3 separate regions of the Homo sapiens genome follow, and regions 1 and 2 are each linked to region 3. The links are chromatin contacts, found by Hi-C or POLR2A ChIA-PET in ENCODE. All regions are on one chromosome and are shown on one strand. The core of a region is the stretch at or near the end of the contact, and the rest is flanking DNA. Distances in the headings are between cores, read along the strand shown. Region 1 holds the start of ACSL5 (acyl-CoA synthetase long chain family member 5). Region 2 overlaps VTI1A (vesicle transport through interaction with t-SNAREs 1A). Region 3 overlaps VTI1A (vesicle transport through interaction with t-SNAREs 1A).

The links. Hi-C counts contacts between places; a loop is a spot of excess contacts on that map. ChIA-PET counts read pairs that join two places held with the same protein, here RNA polymerase II (POLR2A). Pooled maps may share reads with other maps.
Region 1: a pooled map shows a loop between it and region 3 (5-fold over the local background). The contact joins the promoter of ACSL5 here to the enhancer-like site in region 3. A Hi-C loop is called at or near these places in 1 of 168 maps with a recorded cell type or tissue (naive thymus-derived CD4-positive, alpha-beta T cell), 4 of 37 single-sample maps with no recorded cell type and 14 of 50 pooled maps.
Region 2: a loop to region 3 is called in a map with no recorded cell type, with 6 times the contacts of the local background. The contact joins two enhancer-like sites. A Hi-C loop is called at or near these places in 2 of 37 single-sample maps with no recorded cell type and 5 of 50 pooled maps. POLR2A ChIA-PET finds 5 or more read pairs at or near these places in 1 of 52 experiments (H1).

What each region holds. Positions count from the first base shown.
Region 1 is chr10:112,371,082-112,375,365 of GRCh38, forward strand. ACSL5 (acyl-CoA synthetase long chain family member 5) reads left to right here and starts at 3,035. Exons shown (of 21, transcript NM_203379.2): 1 at 3,035-3,188.
Region 2 is chr10:112,741,136-112,745,606 of GRCh38, forward strand. The region is part of intron 7 of VTI1A (vesicle transport through interaction with t-SNAREs 1A); the gene reads left to right. Among named protein-coding and RNA genes, the nearest start is that of MIR4295, 110 kb to the left of the region's middle. Within about 2 kb of position 2,321, at least 10 of the 41 ENCODE cell types and tissues checked have a DNase peak (open chromatin) inside an H3K27ac peak, as active enhancers do.
Region 3 is chr10:112,529,505-112,533,369 of GRCh38, forward strand. All of the region lies in intron 4 of VTI1A (vesicle transport through interaction with t-SNAREs 1A), which reads left to right. Among named protein-coding and RNA genes, the nearest start is that of VTI1A, 84 kb to the left of the region's middle. RefSeq lists an enhancer at 1,752-1,801. Within about 2 kb of position 1,612, at least 2 of the 41 ENCODE cell types and tissues checked have a DNase peak (open chromatin) inside an H3K27ac peak, as active enhancers do.

The sequences.
Region 1 (4,284 bases), core at 1,785-4,284, 160 kb before region 3:
CAGCTCTCTGTAAAATGGACCAATCAGCAGGATGTGGGTGGGGCCAGATAAGGAAATAAAAGCAGGCTGCCCCAGCCAGCAGTGGCAACCTGCTGGGGTTCCCTTCCATGCTGTGGAAGCTTTGTTCTTTCGCTCTTTGCAATAAATCTTGCTACTGCTCACTCTTTGGGTCTACACTGCCTTTATGAGCTGTAACACTCACCACGAAGGTCTGCAGCTTCACTCCTGAAGCCAACAAGACCACGAACCCACCGGGAGGAACAAACAACTCCAGACGCCCCACCTTAAGGGCTGTAACACTCACCGCGAAGGTCCACAGCTTCACTCCTGAGCCAGTGAGATCACGAACCCACCAGAAGGAAGAAACTCCAAACACATCCGAACATCAGAAGGAACAAACTCCGGACACGCTGCCTTTAAGAACTGTAACACTCACCGCCAGGGTGTGCAGCTTCATTCTTGAAGTCAGTGAGACCAAGAACCCACCAATTCCAGACACACAAAGGCTGAGGAGTGTGGGCACACGGTGTGGGACTGGCAGCCAGCTCCACCTGTGGCCACGGTGCGGGATCGACTGGGTGAAGCCAGCTGGCCTCCTGAGTCTGGTGGGGACTTGGAGAACCTTTATGTCTAGCTAAGGGATTATAAATACACCAATCGGCACTCAGTATTTGGCTCAAGGTTTGGAAACACACCAATCAGCACCCTGTGTCTAGCTCAGGGTTTGTGAATGCACCAATGGACACTCTGTATCTAGCTACTCTGGTGGGGACTTGGAGAACCTTTATGTCTAGCTAAGGGATTGTAAATACACCAATGGGCACTCTGTATCTAGCTCAAGGTTTGTAAACACACCAATCAGCCCCCCGTGTCTAGCTCAGGGTTTGTGAATGCACCAATTGACACTCTGTATCTAGCTACTCTGGTAGGGACTTGGGTAACCTTTATGTCTAGCTAAGGGATTGTAAATACACCAATTGGCACTCTGTGTCTAGCTCAAGGTTTGTAAACCATTCAGCACCCTGGTCTAGCTCAGGGTTTGTGAATGCACCAATCGACACTCTGGATCTAGCTAATCTAGTGGGGACATGGAAAACTTTTGTGTCAACACTCTGTATCTAGCTAATCTAGTGGGGACATGGCGAACTTTTGTGTCTAGCTCAGGGATTGTAAACACACCAATCAGCACCCTGTCAAAACGGACCAATCAGCTCTCTGTAAAACAGACCAATCGGCTCTCTGTAAAATGGACCAATCAGTAGGATGTGGGTGGGGCCAGATAAAAGAATAAAAGCAGGCTGTCCGAGCCCGGAGTGGCAACCACCTGGGGTTCTTTTCACACTGTGGAAGGTTTGTTCTTTAGCTCTTTGCAATAAATCTTGCTACTGCTCACTCTTTGGGTCTACGCTGCTTTTATGAGCTGTAATGCTCACTGCAAAGGTCTGTAGCTTTACTCCTGAGCCAGCAAGACCACAAACCCACCAGAAGGAAGAAACTCTGAACACATCTGAACATCAGAAGGAACAAACTCTAGACACACCGCCTTTAAGAACTGTAACACTCACTGCGAGGGTCCGCGGCTTCATTCTGGTAGCTAAACATACACAGATCAATGGGGCAGCATAGGGGCCAAGGCACTGCAGGGGTTCTCATGACTCTGAGTCAGGTGCTGTCTTGACCGACTGGTTGTGTGATTCCAGAAGCCTTCTTTCACCTGAAAAGGCCTCACTGGCCTCACCTATACAGTAAGTTTGCACATCATCTCCAGGGTTTCTTTCATTTCTACCCACTGTTTTTGTTTAGTAATGATGCCTTGCAGTCCTAATGATCTTGGAATCAAGAATGGTGACTAGAGAACTTCAAAGTGGAAAGAGAGGCTGGGCATGGTGGCTCATGCCTATAATCCCAGCACTTCGGGAGGCCGAGGCAGGCAGATCACTTGAAGTCAGGAGTTCGAGACCAGCCTGGCCAACATGGTGAAACCCTGTCTCTGCTAAAAATACAAAAAAAAAAAAAAAAATTAGCCAGGCATTGTGGTGCATGCCTGTAATCCCAGCCACTCCAGAGGCTGAGGCAGGAGAATTGCTTGAACTCAGGAAGTGGAGGTTGCGGTGAGACTCCGTCTCAAAAAAAAAAAAAAAAAAAAAAAAGGAGAGAGTAGGATGGCTGAGCCATGACGCAGTAGCAATGCTTCTTTTTTTTTTTTTTTTTTTGAGACAGAGTCTCGCTGTGTCGCCCAGGCTGGAGTGCAGTGGCGCGATCTTGGCTCACTGCAAGCTCCACCTCCCGGGTTCACACCATTCTCCTGCCTCAGCCTCCCAAGTAGCTGGGACTACAGGGGCCCACCACCACGCCCGGCTAATTTTTTGTGTATTCAGTAGAGACGGGGTTTCACCGTGTTAGCCAGGAAGCAATGCTTCCTATTCTAGCGCCTTGCTAAACTATGTGTGCTGCAGACTGTGTTCGTGATTCCGAATCCTAAAAACAACCGTCCTAGGCTTGTCTCTCAGCCTAGACTCTAGACTGATTTGGCTCATTTGGTTGTCTTGGAGACGTTCTAATTCTGAAGGGGGCAGTGGTCCCTTCTAGAAGATAGCTGGTCTGCAAATGCACACCTCTGCTTAGTCTGAATCCTAAAGTTATAGCTTGAGCCAATTAAAGTGGCTTCTCATTTTTCTCTCACTCTGATCTCAAGGAGCCCTTTTTCTTCTAGTAATCTAGACCTTCCTCTTCCTATCACAGTCTCAAGGATTGTGCCCCCAAAGCAGATGCAAAGCCCTGTCTACCCCTTCTCCTTCCCCTGAGGTAGAGCTTTATCGAAGGTTTCTCTTGGTAAACGTTAGCTTTCTGAACTAAGGGCCGTCTTTTTTTTTTTTCCCGCTTAAGCCCATTGCATAACAATCTCTTGTTTTAATCTTTTGCCCAACACTGCTTTTCTTACTGTCAGAGGTTACTACAAGTGTTTGAACAGGTAACTTCTACCTTTGAACTTCTGTTGTGACAGATTCAAAGGTTCCAGGGGAGTGTGTTGGCCACTCTCAGGACAGTACACAGTAGCTTCGGGTGTGTCCCAGTCAGTCCTAGGAGCTGTGGAAAGAGTAGAAGTGCCTGAATGTGGTGCTGAATCAATACAGCCAGCTGTGAGGGGAGCACTTCCTGGACCCAGGAAGGGAGAGTCTTCTTCCAAGGTAAGCTGCAATGATACTACCTGCACTATATTGAATATATCTGTGAGATAGTAGGGAGGGGATTGGTGTGGGGAAAGAAAGTGGGATTTGTTATGCTCAACCTAAGGCTCTTTAATAACATGAAATTACATTTAGTTGAATAGTAATCTCAGCTGACTTGTGTGGGAGGCAAAGAAAAAAATCAGTTGGAAAAGGGGTGGAGATATATGAGCTATCCAAATGCTAGCAGGGGATGGAATTGGAAGGGAACACTGATTTTGGTAAGTGTACTAAAGCACACCAAGCCAGAATGTGGGTCTCCTTCATCTTCCATTAAGAAATTTCTGTCTCAGTGTAGTTAGAAGGATCGTGCGTCAGCTGCTGAGGGCAGAGAGTCCCATTTGGCAGACAGAGAGGAAGGGAATCAGCAGATATTCGATTAGGTGCTGGGGACTGTTCTGGGTAGATTATGTATGTTACTTCATTGGTGTATCTCATCCTATAAAGCAGGTGGTATCCTTCCCATTTCACAGAGGCATAGTGCGTCTCCAGGCTGTTAAACAGCATGGCCTAAGCTACATAGCTCCAAGGTGGTGTGGCTAGAATTTGAGACTTGATTGGTCAGTTTCCACAGCCTGCCCAATAATGCAGAATTGTTGTGGGTTGCCAAAGCTTTCAGTTACCCCCTGAAATCCTGAGGGTGTCACTCATGTGCACAGAGGATTGATAGGAATACAACTCTGATGGGCCTTTAGAATGACTCAACCTTCCTGAACTTGAGCATTTTTACTGGAGGAGGTCAATAAAAAAAAAAGAAATAAAACCTCATCTTCCCCTGGCCCTGAGCCCTTTGGTGAAGGAAGACAGCACCCGGTGAAGGGCTCAGAGGTATTAGTGTGGCTGAGATTCGACACCCACTCTGCCATCCTCTGCTCTCCTCTAGAGGAAGTTGCCTCTTGGGGAGCTGAGTTCCTGAAACTAAGCAAATGACAAGTGCTCCTCCAGCCGTGAGATGAGCCAGAGGATGGAATGCCACAGGCCCCACTTCGTCTCCCAGCCCTTCATCTTTCTTCCATGTCCAAAGGCGGCTCCCCAGAGGCCAAGGGCTCAGCTCTTG
Region 2 (4,471 bases), core at 1,071-3,570, 210 kb after region 3:
GAGCACTGGAGAGGGGAAATTAAGAGTGACTATTAATGGGCCAGGCACGGTGGCTCACGCCTGTAGTCCCAGCACTTTGGGAAGCTGAGGCAGTCAGATCACTTGAGGTCAGGAGTTCAAGACCAGCCTGGCCAACATGGTGGAACCCCGTCCTACTAAAAATAGAAAAATTATCTGAGCATGGTGGCACGCGCCTGTAATCCCAGCTACTCAGGAGGCTGAGGCAGGAGTATCACTTGAGCCCAGGAGGCAGAGGTTTGCAGTGAGCCAGGATCACACTACTTTACTCCAGCCTGTCTCAAAAACTAAAAAACAAAAGAGTGACTGTTAACGGATATTGGGGTTTCTTTTGCAGTGATGAAAGTCTTCTAAAATTGATATTGATGATGATTGTACAACTCAGTGAACACACTAAAAATTCTTAAATTTTACCCTTTAAATGGGTGAATTGCATGGTATGTGAATCATACCTCAATAAAACTGTTTACAAATGAAGATGAATGAAGATATTTTCAGATAAAAAAATTTTTAAGGTATTTGAAGGTGAGTTTTTAAAAATTATACTTAAAATTAGGATATCTTCAAAAATCAACATATCTGAACTTTTTTACCAGCGTAGAAAAAAGGGGGAAATGCTTTTCAATTTAATAGCTTATATCTTTTTTTTCTTTCCTGGAATGAAAGATCTGTTACTTGTTCAACAGTGTCAATGCTTTCTATCTCTGGTTGGAATCTGCAGCAGTCAGTTGGCACCCAGCCATCAAATACCTAGATTTACCTTTGTGCAATAAAAGTCCCTTTAGCAATGCATATTGAGATATATCATTTTGAACCTATTTTAAATTCTGTAGCAAGCAAGTAAAAAAAATAAATAAATCATGAAACATCAGGCAAGTCAAAGGAAACAAAGAAACGAATAGGAAATCCTCTCTAGATTCCGTTCCCACTTTACTTTCTGTAGTTTGATCTAAAGAAAAATGTGGAATTTCCTGCAGAGTGATTAATAGGCTAATGTGGTGACTGACAGGCACTCTGAGCTTGACCTGGCAGGTAAAGGCTAACTGGCACGTTAAGTTGATTACACAATTTCCTCTAAATAAGTTGACAAGTGGTTTGCACAGTTGCCTTGACTTTTGCCCTTATAAATGCACACTTATAAATGAATTGCTTTTTCAACTAAAGCAATCCTTATTTTAGATGTGACATGTGTTAAGTAAACAGCTTGATACAGAACCCCAGCATCCTAGCCTTCCTAGCCAGGTCAGATTATCAGAGTTGCTAGGAAATAAGAGTTTTGAGCCTGAAACTCAGCTTTGAGATGTGGTTGTATCCCTAGGGCATAAGAAACCCAAAACTATTTTTCTTCCCTCTAGTATTGTGAAGCAGATTATTAGATTTGAGAAGATGTGTTCCACAAATGTCTCGAAAGAGTCCAGGAGTGGAGGCTGCTAAATGGTTTGCTTAATTCTAATGCTTTATACAGATCTCCTTTCAGGATGTCAAGTTTGTAGGAAAATGCAGCCTTTGGTTGGTATTTCTTTAAAAATATGACAGAGAAAAGATTTCTAGTTGGCATCTCTGTTCTATGATCATTTTCACAAGAAGAAAATGTCCATTTATACTTCAGAGAATATGGTTTATTGAGATATTTTGTTTTACAGATGTACTACTTCCTTCCATTTAAGGGGAGAGTTACAAAAAGCTATGATAAATGAACAGGAAATACAGTTTGAGATAATAAATCAAAATGCTCTTAAGGAAAATAACTATTTATTTGTAGATTTATAAGCCAGGCACCTTTATTGAACCTGATATATCCTGATTTGATAAGCAAGAGGAGATTTGCTAATGTTGTTGATTTAGCTGGGACCTATTCTCGTGTGTGTGTGTGTGTGTGTGTGTGTGTGTGTGTGTGTGTGTGTCTTCCTGAATGAATTAAACATTTGGAAAATGAATTGATTTTTATTTGTATATACAAAGATAATACCATTTACGCTTTCCAGGTCTAGAATATGACAAGCCTTGAGTTCGTCTGGAAAATAGAACATTATTAGGACTCAGAGGTTAAACGTACCATCCCATCAAAGTCTGTGAATGCTCCCCTGCAACAATGAGCAGACCCATTATAAATCGTCTTCATTCATGTTAACTCTTACAAAAGATGAAACTCGTCAGGCTTACAATGTTTACTACTTTCCAGAGATGACTCATGCAGTAATCTTTTTATTTATTTCATTATTTCACTCCATCATCTGGAGGTACTCGTAACAAAAGGATTGCCTTCCACTTTGTGGCTGGGGCTGGCTGTGTACTTGGTAAGGACCGGGCTAGTCCCTCCTGCAGTGTGGTTTCTCCTTGCAAGTCGTCAATATCCAGTAACCATTAACTATGAACAACATCCTCCACTCATTTCACTTCCGCCCCAGCTGGCCAGCGCCCTTTAGACATATTCATGAGCCAGGGGGGAGATATTTCATGCCCAACCCTCTCTGCCTTTGGAAGGTTGGAGTCTCCTGAGGTTTGGATTTAAACTCCACATGGCAAACCCAAGTTTCAGGAACCTCCCACCCCAGTGGAATAGTCAAGAGAAGTTTCTGCTGTGTCTCCTTTTTGCCTCTCCAGAGAGAACACTCTTAAAAAGAAAAAAATTATTTCGGTTATATACATTTTCAATCAAATATTTTAGAAATAAAAAATATAGGACATAATATAATGAACACCTTTCTTCCTGGTATAAGCTTTAGAGTTAATATTTTACAAATACAGTGAAGCCCCTGTTCAACCTCAAGTTTCCTTATAAGACCAAGTCTGCAGCACCTTGAAGAAATCCACATCAAATACTGGGACCCTCCCTGTGAAAGGAAACAGGGATGATATACTCAGGGAGGAAGAATGGACTTTTTCTTTGTCGGTTTGTGTTTTTAATATTCCAGATATTTGAACCATAAGAAATTGCCAGTATTCACTTGTTTTCTACTTACGGAAATGTCAATTTTATGTGGGTCAGCCTCATAGCAGGGAGACAAATGTCCCTTGCACATTACAGAAAAAAACTAAATCAAGCTCACATCTCCTCTTGTATAAGCTATTAGCTTAGCCTCAGAATTAGCTTCCCTGCCTTAATTCTCAACCCCCTCCAATTCAGCGTCCACTCTCTTGCCACAACCATACAGATAAACCTGATAAAAGTTCTGGCTAGAAATTTAAAAATATTTCCTTGCAGAAATATCAGTGATTGGTTATGGTGTTCTACCCCCAGATTCTGCCGGAAGTGATATGGAACATATGGCATATGCTTACATGCTTACATTTTCTTCTTCTTCCTTTTTTTTTTTTTTTTTTTGAGACAGAGTCTGTCGCCCAGGCTGGCACAACCATGGCTCACTGTAGCCTTGGCCTCTCAGGCTCAAGCGATCTTCCCACCTCAGCCTCCCAAGTAGCTGGGACTACACGCACATGTCACCATGCATGACTTATTTTTAAATTTTTTGTGGAAACAAGGTCTTGCTGCGTTGCCAGGGCTGGTCTCAAACTCCTGGGTTTAAGCAATCCTCCCACCTCCGCCTCCCAAAGTGCTGGGATTACAGGCATGAGCCAAGGCGCCTGGCCTACTATTGCACTTTCGATGTTGTCCCTTAGCTGTGCATCGACATCCCTCCCTGTCGGAGCTCTTACTAGAAGCCAGCTACATTGCAGATCCAGCACGTTCAGCATCTTGTCTCATTTCATCCTCACAGCAAACTGAGATATCCAGGGGTAGAACAGGTTTTGTGGGACCTGAAGCATTTACAGTTTGGGGTACTCCCTGAAAGAAACATTAAACTCAGTAAGTTATGAAAGTTAATGATTGTCTAGGTCAAGAAAAGAAAGTACAATACATTTTTTAAAGCAGGCAAATACTACAGGCACCATAAAATGCAGGAAAAAAGTAGTTTTATTAATTAACTGATTGACACATATGTAATACTTTTTTTCCCTATGTTTTTTGGCTGCATAATCCCTGGCCATTTCTTCACCTAATAATTATTTTATGACTTTTTGTGGAGAGAGTAGGAAGAGGGTTAACTTCTTCCTCTAGCATGGTTGATCAAAACTTGTTTTTTTTTTAATGATTGAAAGTTTTATAAAAGCTTCTTTGGCTCTGTGGTTCAGTATTAGTAATGTCGTGGAAGTTTTTAAGATTGTTGTCAAATGAACATATCTCTCACTTTTTGTCTATATATGAGCTGTAGGATTTGGATTTTTTTTTCTCAGACTAGTTTCTGGCTCTATACATTTTGTTTTTGTGCCACCCACGTACCTCCAGTGTCGAGTGCTCTCACTATGTTCACATTACAGTAAGACCTCTGAGCCTGCACCTTTGTGTCCCAGTACTCCATGAGTTGACCATCTCCAGCTCAACACAGCTGACAGTGATTTAACCAGACATGGAAATGACTGTGGACATGTGAATCTATCCCACTACATCCAA
Region 3 (3,865 bases), core at 362-2,861:
CTTTGTAGCTCAGTAGCTAGGAAGAGTTTTTTTCTAGGTAGGGCTGCTTATAATTTATATAAGAAAAGGTCTTCTGCCTACAAATAAGTTTACTTCTAAGTTATTTGCTAATAAATTGATTTTCAGAACTTCTTATCCATGGAATACTAACTATATAAATGGATAAAACTTGGAGATAAACAAAATGAGATAAAAATAGCAATATTCATTTAATTGCAATTGGGATATACCTGTCAGTTTAAAAATATAGATCAAAATAGGAAAATAAGGAATTAATAGCAATGATTATATAGGTAAAATACTGGCTAGGTATTTTCAATGTAACATACACATCCTCCTTATAGTTGCTTCTTTGTGAAGATTCGATAATATGAATACAATAGCTATTATTTCTCATTCTGATAATTTATGATGCAGTTTTTTTAGGCATCTGAAACCTGACTGTAATACATATAATTATAGTCTGCCAATTAACTATAAAGTATGTTAATTTACTCTTAGGTACATAAACATTTCTGCCATGATTAGAAATGTTAAAAATTCAGAAATTAAGAATTTTTCAAAAGCATTTTTAATGTCCCTCATACAATACCCTTTGCATTTAATTCCAAATTAAATGCTTTGTATACATTCATTTCTGATTCATATTCATTTCATTCAATCAAATATAGCTAATGCTGATTTACAAAGAAGGGGCAAGAAAATTACCTACTTTGTACATTTGAGTACTTTTGGGCTATCAGCTTTCCAAGGATTACTGTCTTAAGCATTATCATTCTATTCTTTGAAAATACCGTATTTACCATTCCATGTGGCAACATTTTATTTCTTTGAAAGAGTTGAGTTCTTGAATGTAGTGATGTTGTATTTAGAGTGGAAACATTAATAGTTCATAACTTGATTGCATTTCATGAGAACCATTCTCATAAAAGGAAAAACACAACTTATAGAATAAAATCATAAAGCCTTTCATAGTGAAGTGTGATAATGGGGCAAATAAACTGTTCCAAGCTTTGATTTTGAACCCTAATACTCTCTCAGTTTCTATATGCAGAATTATATTGATCAGTGACTTTTAATAAATCCTAAATAGAAGATTCAAAATATAAAGAGTAGACTATTTCCAAATGTGGGGAAAGTTTTGTGGCAAAGCAATATTTAGCAGATAATGATTGCTTAATTTCTTAATACAAGGTTCTCTTAAGTTCTGATTTGGGCTTGCTGTGCATAAAGTGTGTCAAACTTCAGCTACAGACCAGGGGGTGAAGTCGGTCAATTTAATTCCCCAAGATCTAAAGAAGGTCGGTATCATTTCATATAGCCCTGGCAGAGCAGATCATTACCAGGCACAAATCTGTTCGTTACGTGCTGAGGGTTTATAGCAAAATAAATAGACTGTCATCATAAGTTCAGAAAATTGTGTGTTCGACCCACGATAATGTGTAAAGGGCGTTTAATAGAGTTCAGCATTTATTCGTTATCTGTATGCGAACAGAGACAGCAGTCGCGTTATCAGCTTTAAAAAAAATTCGGTAGTTCTGGGGTCACGTGACACACCTCACACACACACACACACACACACACACACACACACACACACGTGCGCACGTGCGCGCGCGCGCATGAACCCTCACATGCTCTGCAGTGCAGTTTTGATTTTAGTCACAGCAGAAGGCTTAACCACAAGAGATTCCACTGGTTCAAACCAGCGTAAACCAGATTTTTTCAGCCCACAAAGGAACAGATTACCTCTTGTATCAAATTCTGCATTGGGGGAAAAAAAATCTTTGTTTCAGAAAAGATGTTGATTATCATAACTCAACATGGTGGCATTGCACACTCTCATGTTGCCTATGATGGAGCTAGTAACTCGAGAAAATACGAAATCACGACTTACAGTCCAGTCTACGCATTGTTAATTTTCAGAAATAGGCCATCTTTTGTTTACTTGAATGAATAACTCCCGGCCTAAGCAAAGAAAAAAAAAAAAAAGAAAAAAGATAAAGATGAAAAACCCTCCCATTACCTAGCTTGGCTACAAATCCGATGTAGAGCTTGAATGCAGCCATGCAGCACAAACAAGATAGAACGTTTTTTGTTTGGAACCTATTGAAAAAACAAATGGGTAGCATTTTTAAACACTCATTGATTATGGCAGGGTGGCATGCCCCAAATGGTCTCTATTGCTGAAGAGTAGTTTTAAACTTTGGCCCTTTAAGTATCATAGTCAACCAAAGAATAGTGCCCCCAGAAAGAAAAGATCGCTGGCCGATCAATTCCCAGATCGTCTCTTTCTGAGAATTAATGTTTGCCTTTTTCTCCCATGATGTTGGGATAGCAAAGAGAAAGATTCCGATATATGATAGGCCAGGTATTTTAGCTTAAAATTTTGCTTCTTCTGGGGAAGAATTATAACTTTTCATGTGAAATGAAAAGATGATTTACTTGTATGTAACTGGATGGTTGCTGAGTGTGTTAATTAAAAATAAAGAAAGCTTCTTATTTTGAAACGATGATAATAAAGGTTTCATTTTCACTGAATGTACTGTGAGACATTACATGATAACTTATGTACCCTTTTTATAAAGATTCTTAACAGTTTTTAAAATCTTATTCTTTGGTACTCAAAATACTTTTCATATAACAAATGAAATAACAGAATAAGCTGGAATGCATACTGCCTTCCTTGAATTCGGGACAAAAACAGCGTTAAGCATTGAGATATCCGGGCTATAGTAAACATGATACTTACAGAGACTTATAGTGAACAATTCAGGCACATTTCTCCCAAAGCAATAGTTTAATTTATTGACCTGCATATGTCAAGTGTTATAACAGATGTTACAGATATTTGGATGTTTAAAAATTATCAGTCGTAGACCTGAATTGCTGAGGATGCAAATTTCAGACCTAGAATGTGGTTTAGTCTGTTACAACATAGGTTTCAGTTTCTAGTCATTGCAGAAACTGTGGTCGTCATCTCACTTATACAGTGATATTTGTAGTTTAGAATAATGTCAAACACACACACACCCACACGTACACACAATGAGCCAGATATATGGTTATATATTTTAGTTCCTAAAGAGTTAAACAGCTTGTTTTATCTGTTATATTTAAGGTAAATAGAAAAATGTTCTAAATAAGAGAATTAAAATGTTATCATAGGATAATTTACTAAGAAGTAAGGAGTGATTTTTTATTTGACTTTAGTGAAAACAAAACTGCAATATAAATGAAGTAAGAGCTCATTGCCAGTTTACAATATGAAGAAAATTGAAAACTGAAGAAATCATTCAAAAATTAAAATGAAAACATGCCACATGATTGTGGTAGCCTCTTAAGCAAAATAAAAATGTAGAAATTGACTCTTACATACACAGAAGTTCATATGATCGTGAATTTTTGATACTATGATCTAAATAAGTATTATCTCTCCTGGCATACTTTATTTTCTATTAAAATAACATTACTTCCAAATGCAGTCTTATTACTAGAGTGGGTACAAGTATAACATTAACTAACATAATAGTTTGTTGTTTTAAATACTTACTGGAACCAAAGCATGAGCTATTAATCATTTTCATTTGTAGGTAAAATCTGAAATCAGTTGTCAAGATTCCAAATAGGGAAACATCCTGAAAACTTGTATATACAAAACCTCTTCAATGGTACATTCTTAGAAGAGAGGAACAGTAAACTTGTTTTCTTTCTTTATAATATAGACTTCTATGAAGTCGTTCCCCTTTATTTCATGATGGTGTCTTAGATGTACTTTAAAAGAGAATTTCACACTATTCTCTTTGTTTAATGTGACAGTGTGAGAAAGTGATCTTTATTCGTTCAAAAAACTCTGCATGTAGTC